5 separate regions of the Homo sapiens genome follow, and regions 2, 3, 4 and 5 are each linked to region 1. A link is a contact called in ENCODE Hi-C or POLR2A ChIA-PET data. All regions are on one chromosome and are shown on one strand. Each heading gives the region's core, a stretch centred on a gene start or an enhancer-like site at or near the end of the contact. The rest is flanking DNA. Distances are from core to core; before and after follow the strand shown.

Region 1 (2,667 bases), core at 52-2,551:
GGACTCAGCCTCGCTTCCTCGAGGAGCTCTCAGCCTGCCTCCGCACTCGAGACGGCAGCTTTCTCTCCCTCCGCCCACCGTTCCGCCGCTAGGTGGCAGGCGGCTCAACGACGCCCTTTTAAACCGTTTGCCCCGGAGTGGACCGCCGGGATCGCGTGTCACCACCCAACCCTAGCGATGATTGGCTATTTCGCCGAGGCCGGAGGAGGAACCAGCGGCAGAACCGGAAGCGTCTGGTACGGCGAGTGCACGGAGTCCTGAGACTGCGTGCGCACCCAGGCACCGCGCCGACTTAAAGAGGCCAGTTGCAGCCCCTCCTCCGGCCTTAGGGGGCAGACCGTGTTCCTACGTGGAGGGCGGAACCCTCACACTGAGGAGGGCTGGGTCACACTGAGGGGAGGAGTCACCTTGAGAGGAGGGGTCACAATGACTAGTGGATTTCCTCGGAGGTGGGGTCTCACTGCGTGGGAGGAACACAGAGCAAGGGGGTGCAGCACTGAGGGGTTCTGACACACTGACGGTGGCAGTGCCACACTGGGGAAAAGTGCCCCCGAAAGGGAGGTGTCTCACTGAGGAAGGGAGGGGTCTCCGAGGGACAGCGTTCTTTGAGGGGGGTGGGATCTTGCGGAAGGACGGGCTTCCCTGCAGGTGGAGGCTTCTCTCTTAGAGTCTTTTGGGCAAAGTAGTAAGAGGGAGGTCCCGGCTGGGTGGTCACAGGGCGGAGGACCTGGACTCTCTTCTTTATTGGGAGGCGGCAGGATGAAGTGAGGAGGAGTCGGGGCTAAGCTGGGTATGGGCCGGCCAAAGGCTTCCTATAGCCCCGGGGTATCACAACCTCCCGTGAAGGTAGAAGGTGTTAGGGAGGCCAGAGGTTCAAGGTGTCGGAGTCGAAGAGACCTGGGAAATGGGCAGGCTGGGCCGGGGCGCAGGCCAGGAAGGTGGACAGGTTGCTAGGCTACCTCTGATTGCGGCTGGGCCTGAGGGGCCTACCTTTCTGCCCCGTTGGTCCCTGGAGCCCAGGAATCCGGCAGGTTTCTGAGCCCGACCCTCAACGGACAGTAACCCAGGGAGGAGAGGGGACTCCCTGGGCAGCTAAGCTTCGCATGCGCACCATCAGCCCTTAATTCCCTCCCGTTATTCAAGCTCAGGCCGGAGCTTATTTGACCCGGGCGGCCCAGGGCATCGCGGCCGGAAAGCGGGGAGGCGGGGGTGCGCACCTGAGGGGGCGTGGCCGCTGCCGGGAGGCCGGGCTGGAAGGAGTTAAGCGGAGGCCCGGCCCAGCCCCGCCCCCGGCAGGCCGCGGAGCCTGATCCCCGGCGGCTAAGCGGAGCAGCCGCCGCCCGCCCGCCCGCCCGCCTCCGCCCGCGGCAAGCCAGCCCGCCGGCGCCCCGGAGCGCTGCCGCCACCGTCACCGCCACCGCCCGGTCCAGGCCCAAGCCCAGGCCCTGCGCGGAGCGGAGCGGCGCGGCGTCCACCCGGGCCCAGCCAGCCGGCGCGGCGGGGGCGGGTCCAGGATCTTCGGCGGATCTTCCATTCTCAGGGCGGGAGCCGGAGTCCGGGCGCCCGGGATCGGGCTGGGCCCGCGCCCATGGCAAGCGCGGCCTGCCCGGGCCCTGGGGACCCTGCCATGTGAGGCAGGCCCGGGCTGGGGGCCCGGCCATGGCCGGGGAACGGCCCCCACTGCGGGGCCCTGGGCCCGGGCCTGGAGAGGTGCCGGGGGAGGGGCCCCCGGGGCCGGGGGGCACGGGCGGAGGCCCGGGCCGGGGCCGCCCCTCCTCCTACCGGGCTCTCCGCAGCGCCGTGTCTAGCCTGGCGCGTGTGGACGATTTTCACTGCGCGGAGAAGATCGGGGCCGGCTTCTTCTCTGAGGTCTACAAGGTAGGACCGGCCGAGAGGGCAGAGGGGCGGGACCGAGCCTTCAACCAGAGGCTGAAACTAGGGGGCCGGGAGTGCGGGGAAGAGGGTCCAGACTCCGGCGACCCGCCCGACCTGCCCGGCCCTCGCCGGCTGCTCCTGCCCCCAGGTTCGGCACCGACAGTCAGGGCAAGTCATGGTGCTGAAGATGAACAAGCTCCCCAGTAACCGGGGCAACACACTACGGGAAGTGCAGCTGATGAACCGGCTCAGGCACCCCAACATCCTAAGGTGAGCGGCCCCAGTCTCTGGGCAGCTTGCTGGGCGGGAGAGAAAGGGAAAGATCCCGCGGGAAAAGTGGAACTGAGGAGGAGCTGAGGCCTTTAATAGCCTATCCTTCTATCTTCCCCATCCTCTTGCAGGTTCATGGGAGTCTGTGTGCACCAGGGACAGCTGCACGCTCTTACAGAGGTGAGGATAGGCCAGGAAGGAGGGATCCCCACCCCCCTTCACCCCCAAGGATAAAGGGAGTCAACAGGCCTGGTGGATCTACGGAGGACTAGTGAGAGGCAACAGGATCTCCTCTCAGGGGAGGCTTTCCTGAACTTTCCTTTAGGCAAACCACATATAAAAGGCCTCAACTGGTCTTATTCTCTGTATCCCCTAGAACAGTGCTGTCCAATAGAATTTTCTTCAGTGACGGAAATGTTCTCTATCTGTGCTGTCCAATACAGTAGCCACTAGCCACATGTGGTTAAATTTAAATTATTTTCATTGTTTAGATTATTTTTTGTGGGTCAACTTGATTAAAAA
Region 2 (2,667 bases), core at 81-2,580, 970 kb before region 1:
CCCCGTCTCTACTAAAAATACAAAAAAAATTAGCCGGGCGTGGTGGCGGGCGCCTGTAGTCCCAGCTACTCGGGAGGCTGAGGCAGGAGAATGGCGTGAACCCGGGAAGCGGAGCTTGCAGTGAGCCGAGATCGCGCCACTGCACGCCAGCCTGGGCGACTGAGCAAGACTCCATCTCAAAAAACAAACAAATAAAAAGATAACTGTCTGTCTTGTCTTTTGGGGTATTGAGAGCATTTCTGATTACCCATTGTCTCCCCAACAGTTGTTGGAATACTGTCTGGGCAAAATTGTGCCTGGGCAGATAAAAATCAGACATGTTTAATAGGAAGTTGTTATGTTTTGTTTCCCCTTGACAGAGGAAAGCAAGAGTCCCTCAGCTCTGCCCCAACCAATCACCTGTGGCTTATGGGAGGGTGGAGGAAGGGAACCATGAGGAGGGCCCCCCCAACACACTCCTTTTCCATGCCATGCTCCCCGCAATTGTGGGCACCCCCCGCGTGAAGGGACCCACTTCTCTGACAGAGCCTTCTTACCCACCTGGGTAGAAGACCTCACTTTTGGTGGTGCCCTCTCTCCACTGGTGGAAGGTGCCAGAGATGATGGTATCCGAGATCTCAGCCCAGTAGCGCCCTGAGTGACAATCGCACATGACACTATCAGGGTATTCGCGCCATTGCATGGCCCAGCCAAACATCAGAAAGGAGGGCATGGGCCCCTTTACAACCCCAGCCTCCCAGTCTGGCCCGCCGCTAGCACTGACCCGAGTGGCCGCGGGAGCCCAAGGCGGTGCCGAAGAGCAGCACATACTCGGACAGCGAGGCGTGCAGAAGGCACATGGCGCCCATCCAGCCACCCGCATTCACGAACACCCACTGCAGCTCCTCGTCGGGCAGCACGTGGCCTGGGTGCAGCCGCCGCAGCTCCACGATCAGACGAGAGAAGGCCAGCTCGTGGTCCAGCCCTGGCGGAGGCAGAGGGGCGGCGGAGTCAGGGCTGGCACCGGTCCTAGGTCCGGGGATGGCGCCTTCGGAACCCTAGGCTCCGCTCCCAGGCCGGCCGCTCCCCTCCCTGCCCTCTGCCCGCTCACCAGCGTACTGCCGCGCCAACTGCGCTATCTCTTCGCGCTGGAAGACGAAGCTCTGCGTACCCAGCCAGAGCCAGACGACCTGGGTCAGCACCGCTGCGACAGCCAGGAGCAGCGCGGCCCACGCCCACCGCCGGCCCACGGCCCACTGCATCCCGGCGGGCGGCCTGGCACGGCGCAGCTCAGGAGGGAGCCGGGGCCTGAGGCTTTGCGCTCACGGCCTCGGAGCCCGCCGGCTGCCCACGAAGCGCTCCCCCGCCACCGCCGTGGTACGGCTCGCCCTGACCAATCGGAGCGGCCCGGGCACCTTGGCACCGCCCTTCGGTTGAACCATTTCCTCGGGGGGAGCACGGAGGAGTGGGGCGGTGCCGCGCAAGGGAGGCAAGGGGGCGGGGCCAAGTCGCCCAGCGGCAGATGTCAGGGTCTTCAGGCGAGGTCTGACCTAGCTAGCGCCACTCTACATACGGATAGGTGTGGGGATAGTGAGACCCAGAATGGACGGGCTCGCCCGAGCTCACTGGCTGGTGAAGCAGACGAGCCCGGAAGTGAAGCCTTCTGGGACTCAACGATTGTTAAGGCCCGCCTTTACCAGGACTGAAGCGGAGAGGAGGCAGTTCAAGCTGGGAGCCCCAGGGTGGGCATTCCAGAGGCGGTGACACCTGAGCAGTGTCTTTAAGAGCTCGCAGAAGGGGCATGCCAGCCCACAGGGACCAGCCCCTAGAGCAAAGGCCTCCGAGGAGAGACAGCTTGGGGTCTTCAGGGGCCTACAATTCCTTCTCTGTTCTGCGGCACAAAATGTGAGAGGAGGCCTTGTAAACCAGCTGAGGGTTATCAGCAAGGGAGGAAGGGGATTAGATTTTGCCACCGAGTGGCACAGGACTGTCGAGTGGAGGGGAGCAAGATGAGTCAGGGAGACCATGACTGTGGGCCAGGTAAGAGGGAAGGTCTGTGTCAGTGGAGATGGAAGAAAGAAATGAGCTTAACAACTCTGGAAATGGAGTTGGCAGGGCTTGATCTCTTCTTCCTGGAATACTCTTTCCCCCTTTATCCTATCCCCACTTTCCCCTTATTTGGCTAACATCCTTTGCATGTCTAGTGGGCAGTTGAGTGTCCAGGTCTCGAAGCTCAGCTCCAGTCTGGAGATAGAGCTGGGAGTTGTCATTCATTCAGATACTTTGTTGGCACTTGTATGTGCCAAGTTCTGTGGTGGCCATTAGGGATATGGCTAGAAACAATGGTCCTACTCCCCAGCTTAGAGATCTCACTGGAGAGTCTACAGAAAACCTCTAAGAATGGATGAAATCTCACAGGGAGAGAGAATAGAGTAAGATAAGGCTAAAGACAGAGCCCTGGAGAGCACCAACAGCAAAGGGTAGGCAGAGGAAGAAGAAAGCAAAAAGGAAAAGAAACAAAAGAGAAAAGAGGTAGCATTGTGCAGTGATTAAGAAATAAACTCTGGAGCTGGACTGCCTGAGTTCAAGGCCTGGCTCCTGCTACCTACTAGTTGTCTGATCTTGGGCAGTTTACTTAAAATCTCTGTAACTTAGTTTTCTTACCTGTAAAATGGAATGGAGATAAGT
Region 3 (2,667 bases), core at 64-2,563, 870 kb after region 1:
CCGTCTCTACTACAAAATACAAAAAATTAGCCGGGAGTAGTGGCACCCACCTGTAGTCCCAGCTACTTGGGAGGCTGTGGAGGGAGGGTCACTGGAGCCTGGGGAGATCGAGACTGCAGTGAGCCAGGATCATGCCACTGCACTCTAGCCTGAGTGACAGAGTGAAACCCTGTCTCAAAACAAAAACAAAGAAAAAGGAAATAATGCTCAAGAAGCCAGGATGAGATGGATGGGCTTGATTCTCCTCGGTTGTTTCTACTCCACCACAGTGGCTCTCAGAACACACCCTGCCCTTCATGTGCATTAGCATCACCTAGGAACCTGTTTAAAATGAAATCTGCAGGCCCCACCCAGTGAGGTGAATCAAAAGCACTGGTGGGGGTGTCCAGCTTTTAAAGTCTAAGAACCACTACTCTACCTCCTGGTACTCAAAACTTTCTTCACCATCACCTGATGCCTTGCCAGAAATCGGCATTTTAACAAGATCCCCCTGGTCTACCTCAGGGCCACAAACCATAAGCCCCAATCCATAATGCTTCGCACCCATCCACACAGTGTCTGAGTGGTTTCTGGGAATGGGAAGTAGGGGAGGCCCACTGAAAGAGCAGTGGTTTTTCTCTCTTTGAATATGAATCTATCACTTACCAATCCTGTGGGAAAAACAGCACTGCATGCCCTAGTTAGACAAGAGTATGTTGTGTGTGTGACAGAAAGCACACAACTACCATTAAACTGCCATGGAAATTTATTCCGCTTAGATGTCACTGTTATGTTATAAGCTATTTTTCTTTTAAAATAAGGGAATTTCAATTTTAACCCCAGGCATAATAAAATTAACAAGATTGTCTAACCTTTGTTTGTATTGCTAATATTGTAGCAGGAATCTGTCACCTTAAAACAAACCAACCAAGGGGATATACCTTACCTTCTCTGCTCGAACAAGGACACCTTCACCAACATCTAGCCCCCACTTCCATGCAGCAGCCCCCATCTCCATACAGCATGGAGGAAGGAAAACTATTTCCAGTATTCCACCTTTAACTTCCTGCTGCCTCCCTCAAAGACTCATAGATTTTATTTCAAAATCTGAACCCGAAGGCCCCTAACTCCATCTCTCCCTTTGCTTCTCTCTCATTTTCCTCCACTGAGACTTCTCTGGTCTGTGGTACTGCAAACATGTCGGCTCTTCCAGCAAATCTACAGGTGAACTACGTACATATTTATGCCTAAGAATTGTACTGTCTCACTGCTCATTCCAGCTTGACTCAGCCTAACACAACGATGTGCTTTTTTAAGGCACTTCCAGTTTCACTTCTAGCTCCTACCAGGCTTCCGCCCCGCCCCAATGCAACATAGCCCCCTCAGTTTCCCAGACCCAGGAAGTAGCAAGGTCAATTCTGTGAGGCCCATATCCAATTTGACTTGCCTCTCTCTTCTTAAAGCAATCTTGGAATTAAAATTTCTAAAGCCCCCTTTCAATTTAATAACTTTTCTTCCATAGAAACAAGAGGTTTTAATCAAGCCTTAAAAATAAATTTGAGCCTTGTGTTTTTAATCACATAGCATTGGGAAAAATAATATAACTATTCTACCAAATTTCAAAAGGAAACATGTTTACATCTCAAATGTGCTACAAAAAGATCCTGGTATGGTAAAACTAGTTTGATTTCGACTCCCACCCCAACCTTTTTTAAACTTCTCCAACACAGTTCCAGAATAACTTGTCAAAATCACTTCTGAAGCGGTAATCCCAGCTACTCCAGAGACTGAAGTGATCGCCTGAGCCCAGGAGTTCCAGGCCAGCCTGGGCAAAATAGTGACTCTTATCTCAAAATAACAAAACAAAACTCACCCTGTCAATTAGACTCAAAAGATGTATAGTACTAACTAAACATTCCAGAGTCAAATTGTAACTTCAGTTTTTATCTCAACACAGAATTTATGAGTTGCACATAAATTTACTTTACTTCTTTTTAGAAATGGAGTCTTGCTATGTTGCCTGGGATGGTCTCAAACATCTGGCCTCAAGTCATCCTCCCACCTCAGCCTCCCAAGTAGCTGGGATTACAGGTGAGCCACCGCATCCAATTTACAAATTCACTTTAAAAAGTCAAATCTTTTCACTTCTTGCTTTGCTTCTTGGATTTGTTTGGGGAAGAGGAATGTTTCTTTTTTTTAGCAAATAATGGTAGCTTTTACTTGAAGCTTTAAAATATCAATTTTAAAAAAACAATTTTAAAATAACAATTTGTTTTCAACTATATATGCAGTTTTAATAAAAATATTAGATAATTCGATTACAAGAGTTCTTGACTTACATTCCTGCCATTAGCAAAGACAGTCAACAATGTCTTAAGAGCCACCAAACATATCAATCTCTAGATATGGTCTAAACCTAAGGTTATTTTAAAAACTAAGAACAGTGAGTGTGTAGAAACTCTTCAATTATCTGGATTAATCAGCTTTTATCCTGCCTGTATAGAATCAATGTCTTCCTCCTATGAATTCCACAGTTTAGTAATTATGAAAGGCAGAGAATTCATTTTTCCTTCCTAGGTATCCATAAACCAAGCTTCTCTAACCCATAGCCCAGGATGGCTTTCAATGCAGCCCAACACAAATTCATAAATTTCTTCAAGTGTATTTCATGTGTGGTCCAAGACAATT
Region 4 (2,667 bases), core at 56-2,555, 650 kb after region 1:
GAGAACCGAAAATCAAACCCTTGTCTGAATGACTTCAGCGCTCAGAACACTGTCCCACACCCAGTGTTTGCCTTGTGTCTGTTCATTCCATAAACATCCATGAGTACAAATCTTCCTCGAAAACATGATAAATCGCCCTTTCATCAGTGCAATGAGGATGGGACTCAAAGGAATAAGAAGGAAAGAGCTATATAAAGCTGTCTGAAAGTCAGGGCCCCATTCCGACGCTATAATTCGGTTTGGCTTCAACTGCGGCGCTCCTACAGTTGGGTTAACGAGTTACCTATACTGCGAAACTGTACCCCACCCCTCCTACCAGAGTAGTAAAAAATACGTTCTTGTGTTCTAACAATTTTACAAGCGTAAAACTGGGGGGAGGGGCCGGGCGCGGTGGCTCACGCCTGTAATCCCAGCACTTTGGGAGGCCGAGGTGGGCGGATCACGAGGTCAGGAGATCGAGACCATCCTGGCTAACATGGTGAAACCCCGTCTCTACTAAAAATACAAAAAATTAGCCGGGCGTGGTGGTGGGCGCCTGTAGTCCCAGCTACTCGGGAGGCTGAGGCAGGAGAATGGCGTGAACCTGGGAGGCGGAGCTTGCAGTGAGCCGAGATCGCGCCACTGCACTCCAGCCTGGGCGACAGAGCGAGACTCAGTCTCAAAAAAAAAAAAAAAAAAAAAAAAAAAAAAAAAAATTGGGGTGAGGGCGGGGAATTAACGTTTCTCAAATATACAAGGAAGCCCAGACTCAGAATGTAGACTCAGAGCAGGGAGGGGACCTTTTAGCCCAGCCTTTTCACGCCAGGACAGCTCGCCTGCCAGGCAGTTCTCCACCCTCTCTCGCCCCGCCCCGCTCCTAACGGGACAGTCAGCATCCCCCCTGATTGGACAGCACTGTTCCAGGGGACAAGTCAACCTGGGCCTCCCTCTACATCCCCTCCCCTGCTCATCAGGGCCCACCCCGAGCCACACGGCGGAGCCCTGAATTGGGCCAAAGAGGTGCCCTATGGTGAGGCCTGCAGGACATTGGGCGAGAGCCGGGTCCAGTGTGGGCCTCGGGGCGCGGTGGGGTGGAAAGCGGCCGGGGAGGGGAGGCCTGGGGCAGGAGGCCGGGGGAGGCGGCCCTGGGGGTGGGCAGGATGCTCTCCCGGAGTCCCACGCCGCCGCGCGGCTCTCACCAGACGCCGTCAGAGGCTCCCTCCCACGCCGCCACCGCGCTCCTCGGGCGAGGGACGAACCAAGCGCCACGAAGCAGGCAGAGCGCGAGCCTGCCCCTCGGTTTCCGCGCTCGGGCGCGCGGGTAGACGACTCGTCGCTCGACCTTGTCCCCACTCCTCGCTCGCCCAGCCACGCCCACCCGGAGTGCCGAATCCGCGATCGCGCCCTGACGCCACCCGAGAGAGCTCGCGTGATTGGCTGCTCCCGTCCCCGTCCCCCACCTTCCCGGCGGTATTTTGAGGCGCAGGCAGGGTGCTGACCAGCGGACCATCTTCCATGGCCTCTGCCGCGCTGGAGCTGCTGCGGGGCTGTCCTGCCAGCTTGTGCTCCCGCCCCGAAGCGTCCTCCTCCACTGGCGACACACGCACTGAAGCCCGAGTCTTCCCGCTGGGTAGTTGTTTTGGTCTTGCACCCAAGGAGGGATTTCTTGCGCCTCTTGTTCCCTCAGTTATTTCATAAACCAGGACCGCAACTATACTGTCGTGTAGCGCGGCCACCCCACAGCGGTCCCTGACGTTAACCCTTGCCGTGACTGCTAGAAGACACTGGTGGAGTGTGAATTGATGACCAAGGCATGGCAGAGCCTCTCTCATCTTTATAATCAGTTCAGCGGCGGCCTCCACTACAGGGAACTCCCAGCCAGTCCCGAGGCCTAGGGACATCCAGGGAGAAACGTGGCGGTGGTAAAGGGCTTGCGCAGCTCCTGAAGATAAATAAGACTTTGGGTTGCTGTTGTTTTTGAGACAAGGGTCTCACTATGTTGTCCAGGCAGCACTCGAGCTCCTGGCCTCAAGCCATCTTTTCTGGCTTCAGCCTTCTGAGTAGCTGGGACTACAGGACCATGCCACCGAATCAGGCTTTAAGACTTTTTAATGACCCTTTCAAATTTCTGAGTCACTCCCAGCATTTTAGGAAGCCAAGTGAGAAGGCTAGCTTGAGGCCAGGAGTTCGAGACCAACCTGGGCAACAGATTCCTGAGTCACCATTGACAAGAAACTTTGAATGAAGTTGATGATACAAAATATTAACATCTTTTTTTTTTTACAACCATTAAAAATTTACCACAGGTGAAACTAAGTCTAACAGTTCATTGAGATTTCTTGCTGTACAGCAAATTTCAAATCTCATCAAACTGCAGTTTGTGATGCATTTCAATTAATAATGAAGCTCTAATTTGTAAAATACTTATGAACTCTTAGTTCTCCTGTGGCTAGCTTGGAGCCACGAAAAGGTCACATTAGCCACAAAAGAAAAGACATTAAGGGATTTTTGCAAGGAAGTGCTATCAGATTTCTTTTTTGTTTGTTTGTTTGTTTTTGAGACAGGGTCCCACTCTATCGCCCAGGCTGGAGTACAGTGGTACGATCTCAGCTCACTGAAACCTCCACCTCCCAGGTTCAAGCAATTCTCCTGCCTTAGCCTCCCGAGTAGCTGGGATTACAGGCACAC
Region 5 (2,667 bases), core at 168-2,667, 550 kb before region 1:
TCTCTACCAAAAATACAAAAAAATTAGCCGGGCTTGGTGGTGGGTGCCTGTAGTCCCAGCTACTAGGGAGGCTGAGGCAGGAGAATGGCGTGAACCCAAGAGGTGGAGCTTGCAGTGAGCCGAGATCTCACCACTGGACTCTAGCCTGGGCAACACAGCAAGACTCCATCTCAAAAAAAAAAAAAAAAAAGATACTGACCAAAACGAAAAAGTTATAATGCAGTATGATCTCAATTTGGGTTTAAAAATACCACATGTATAGACACGTACACATACACAAAAAAGATCCAGAAACATATGCACTAAAGTTATTAAAACAGTGATGACCTCTGGTTATTGGAAATATTTTTTTAATTTTGCTTATATTTTTACCAATTTCTTTCTTAGACAGGGTCTCATTCTGTCACCCAGGCTGAAGTGCAGTGGTAAGATCACTGTTCACTGTGGCCTCTACCTCCTGAGCTCAAGTGATCTTCCTACCTCAGCCTCCCAAGTAGCTAGGACTACCAGCACACACAACCATACCCAGCTAATTTTTGTATTTTTTGTAGAGATGAGGTCTTACCAAGTTGCCCAGTCTGGTCTCAAACTCCCAAGCTAAAGCGATCTGCTTGCCTTGGCCTCCCAAAATGCTGGGATTACCAGTGTGAGCCACCACGCCCTGGCCTATTTTTCTAAATTTCTACAATGCACATTACTGCTTCTATAAAAATAAAAGGTTATTTAATGTAAAGTGTCTACGCATAACCACGTACATGTGATTGACAATATTGTACTGTACACTTGGAAACCGTTGGATGAATTATTTGGATTTTTTTTTTTTTGCCACAAGAAATAAATTGAATTATTTAACGCTGAAGCCTATGTCACTTTCTTGCCTGAATCCTCCAGATGACCCACACCTGTAAGAAAGTTCAGTCCTGGCATTTGAGGGTCTTCACAACATGGTTCCTGATCTCTCCAAATTTACCCCAGGACTCTTGTTGCTAGTCTAACTTTAAGCTTTATGAGCAAGTGCTGTACTTTCTGACCTGTGCCTCAAACTGTTCTCCTCCACTTCTCCACATCAAGTTTCCCACCTTCCTTTAAGGCCTAGAAACCGTATTTTACATGGCATTGCCTTCCTTGCAGCCCCATTAACACTGTGTGCCTTGTTGATAGCTTCTGTTTCCTGATAGTAAGGCTTTAACATGAGGTTCTCTGAGGTCAAGCTCAAATTCTCAATCCAGTGCTCTTTCCACTCTATCATATTCCCTCTACTCTGTATATTTGGTTGAGAATCAGCCAGTCAGAAGGTACATGCTGCTTCCTTGATTCCTCTCACTAGTGTCACTGTTCTGTTCCAAAGCTTTATTTAGCTCAAACCTGTCAACAGGGTCTGAGTCCAAAACTCACCACCTGCTGGCCAAGGGTGGAACTAAAGGTACTTTTCCCTCTCCCACTACTATGGTCTCCAAAGACAATGCAATTCTGAATTTCCATTTTACATGGGAACGTGAGTTCACACTTATCTGAGTAGCTTTATAAAAAAAAAAATCCAAATCCTATATTAAGTATTTTAAAGCTCCTAGTGGGTTGTGGGGCTGAGCAAGGGTTAGCAAACCATTTGACACTTGCCACAGTTCAGCTGAAATGGAAGACCTGCATCCTTCACGGGCATTGTGTCCACTGAACTTTCAGGGGAATTTGTAGGATCAGTACCTTAGATCGATCTATCTAGATATATATAGATAGATCGATTTTTTTTTTTTTTTTTGAGACGGAGTCTCCATCTGTCGCCCAGGCTCACTGCAAGCTCCGCCTCCCGGGTTCATGCCATTCTCCTGCCTCAGCCTCCCGAGTAGCTGGGACTACAGGTGCCTGCCACCACCCAGCTAATTTTTTGTATTTTTAGTGTAGACGGGGTTTCACTGTGTTAGCCAGGATGGTCTCGATCTTCTGACCTCGTGATCCACCCGCCTCAGCCTCCCAAAGTGCTGGGATTACAGACGTGAGCCACCGCGCCTGGCCAAATATAAACATAGTTTAAGACATTAGATATGTTGTTCCATCTTTGTTTTTGCCTCTATGGCATACTGCTGGTCCTCTATTTGATACCACATTCTTGGTCTGAAACCCAACCTCTAATCGCAGTGTTTACCCTATATAAAGTGATCAGCTACGGTAAGATCACATTCCAGTTTCTTTCTAGGTATAATGTGAGGGGAAAGATGGACTGCCTATACAATTTGCCTCTTGGTTTAAGTATGCAGGCTTCCACAGTTTAGAAAGCATTTTTCAATCATTTTGTCAGACTAAGAAACTTGAGGCCCCAAAAGAGCTATCACCTTGTTCACAGCTATACAGGTATAACTGGCAACTCACATGTAGAAGAATGAAACTGGATCCTCATCTCTTACCTTATACAAAAATCAACTCGAGGCCTGGTGCAGCAGCTCATGCCTGAAATCCCAGCACTTTGGGAGGCTGAGGTGGGTGGATCATCTGAGGTCAGGAGTTTGAGACCAGCCTGGCCAACATGGGTGAAACCCCATCTCTACTAAAAATACAAAAATTAGCCAGAGGTGTGGTGGTGCATGCCTGCAATCCCAGCTACTTGGGAGGCTTGAAGCAGGAGAATCACTTGAGCCCGGGAGGCAGAAGTTGCACTGAGCTGAGATGGAGTAC

What was found. A loop is a pair of places that touch in the nucleus more often than their neighbours do. ChIA-PET counts read pairs that join two places held with the same protein, here RNA polymerase II (POLR2A). Pooled maps may share reads with other maps.
Region 2: a loop to region 1 is called in a map of naive thymus-derived CD4-positive, alpha-beta T cell, with 4 times the contacts of the local background. The contact joins the promoter of SIGMAR1 here to the promoter of TESK1 in region 1. A Hi-C loop is called at or near these places in 2 of 168 maps with a recorded cell type or tissue (CD4-positive, alpha-beta memory T cell and naive thymus-derived CD4-positive, alpha-beta T cell), 1 of 37 single-sample maps with no recorded cell type and 8 of 50 pooled maps. POLR2A ChIA-PET finds 5 or more read pairs at or near these places in 1 of 52 experiments (MCF 10A).
Region 3: a loop to region 1 is called in a pooled map, with 5 times the contacts of the local background. The contact joins the enhancer-like site here to the promoter of TESK1 in region 1. A Hi-C loop is called at or near these places in 1 of 37 single-sample maps with no recorded cell type and 10 of 50 pooled maps.
Region 4: a loop to region 1 is called in a map of naive thymus-derived CD4-positive, alpha-beta T cell, with 12 times the contacts of the local background. The contact joins the promoter of GNE here to the promoter of TESK1 in region 1. A Hi-C loop is called at or near these places in 1 of 168 maps with a recorded cell type or tissue (naive thymus-derived CD4-positive, alpha-beta T cell) and 8 of 50 pooled maps. POLR2A ChIA-PET finds 5 or more read pairs at or near these places in 1 of 52 experiments (naive thymus-derived CD4-positive, alpha-beta T cell).
Region 5: a loop to region 1 is called in a pooled map, with 2.2 times the contacts of the local background. The contact joins the enhancer-like site here to the promoter of TESK1 in region 1. A Hi-C loop is called at or near these places in 1 of 50 pooled maps. POLR2A ChIA-PET finds 5 or more read pairs at or near these places in 4 of 52 experiments (A673, WTC11, activated T-cell and 1 more).

The regions. Positions count from the first base shown.
Region 1 is chr9:35,603,961-35,606,627 of GRCh38, forward strand. TESK1 (testis associated actin remodelling kinase 1) reads left to right here and starts at 1,302. Exons shown (of 10, transcript NM_006285.3): 1 at 1,302-1,878; 2 at 2,024-2,145; 3 at 2,277-2,325. The coding sequence starts at 1,660. RefSeq lists an enhancer at 538-647 and silencers at 1,128-1,377, 1,408-1,707, 1,728-1,897, 1,832-2,126, 1,908-2,167.
Region 2 is chr9:34,636,457-34,639,123 of GRCh38, forward strand. It overlaps SIGMAR1 (sigma non-opioid intracellular receptor 1), which reads right to left and starts at 1,331. Exons shown (of 4, transcript NM_005866.4): 1 at 1,091-1,331; 2 at 764-964; 3 at 541-633. The coding sequence starts at 1,241. RefSeq lists a silencer at 1,081-1,570.
Region 3 is chr9:36,469,803-36,472,469 of GRCh38, forward strand. It overlaps a transcript of RNF38 not described here. Among named protein-coding and RNA genes, the nearest start is that of RNF38, 71 kb to the left of the region's middle. Within about 2 kb of position 1,314, at least 30 of the 41 ENCODE cell types and tissues checked have a DNase peak (open chromatin) inside an H3K27ac peak, as active enhancers do.
Region 4 is chr9:36,257,143-36,259,809 of GRCh38, forward strand. It overlaps GNE (glucosamine (UDP-N-acetyl)-2-epimerase/N-acetylmannosamine kinase), which reads right to left and starts at 1,306. Exons shown (of 12, transcript NM_005476.7): 1 at 1,179-1,306. It overlaps LOC124902150 (a long non-coding RNA gene), which reads left to right and starts at 1,468. Exons shown (of 3, transcript XR_007061473.1): 1 at 1,468-1,609. RefSeq lists a silencer at 1,047-1,206 and an enhancer at 1,507-1,736.
Region 5 is chr9:35,050,179-35,052,845 of GRCh38, forward strand. No RefSeq gene overlaps it. Among named protein-coding and RNA genes, the nearest start is that of SPATA31G1, 9.3 kb to the left of the region's middle. Within about 2 kb of position 1,418, at least 2 of the 41 ENCODE cell types and tissues checked have a DNase peak (open chromatin) inside an H3K27ac peak, as active enhancers do.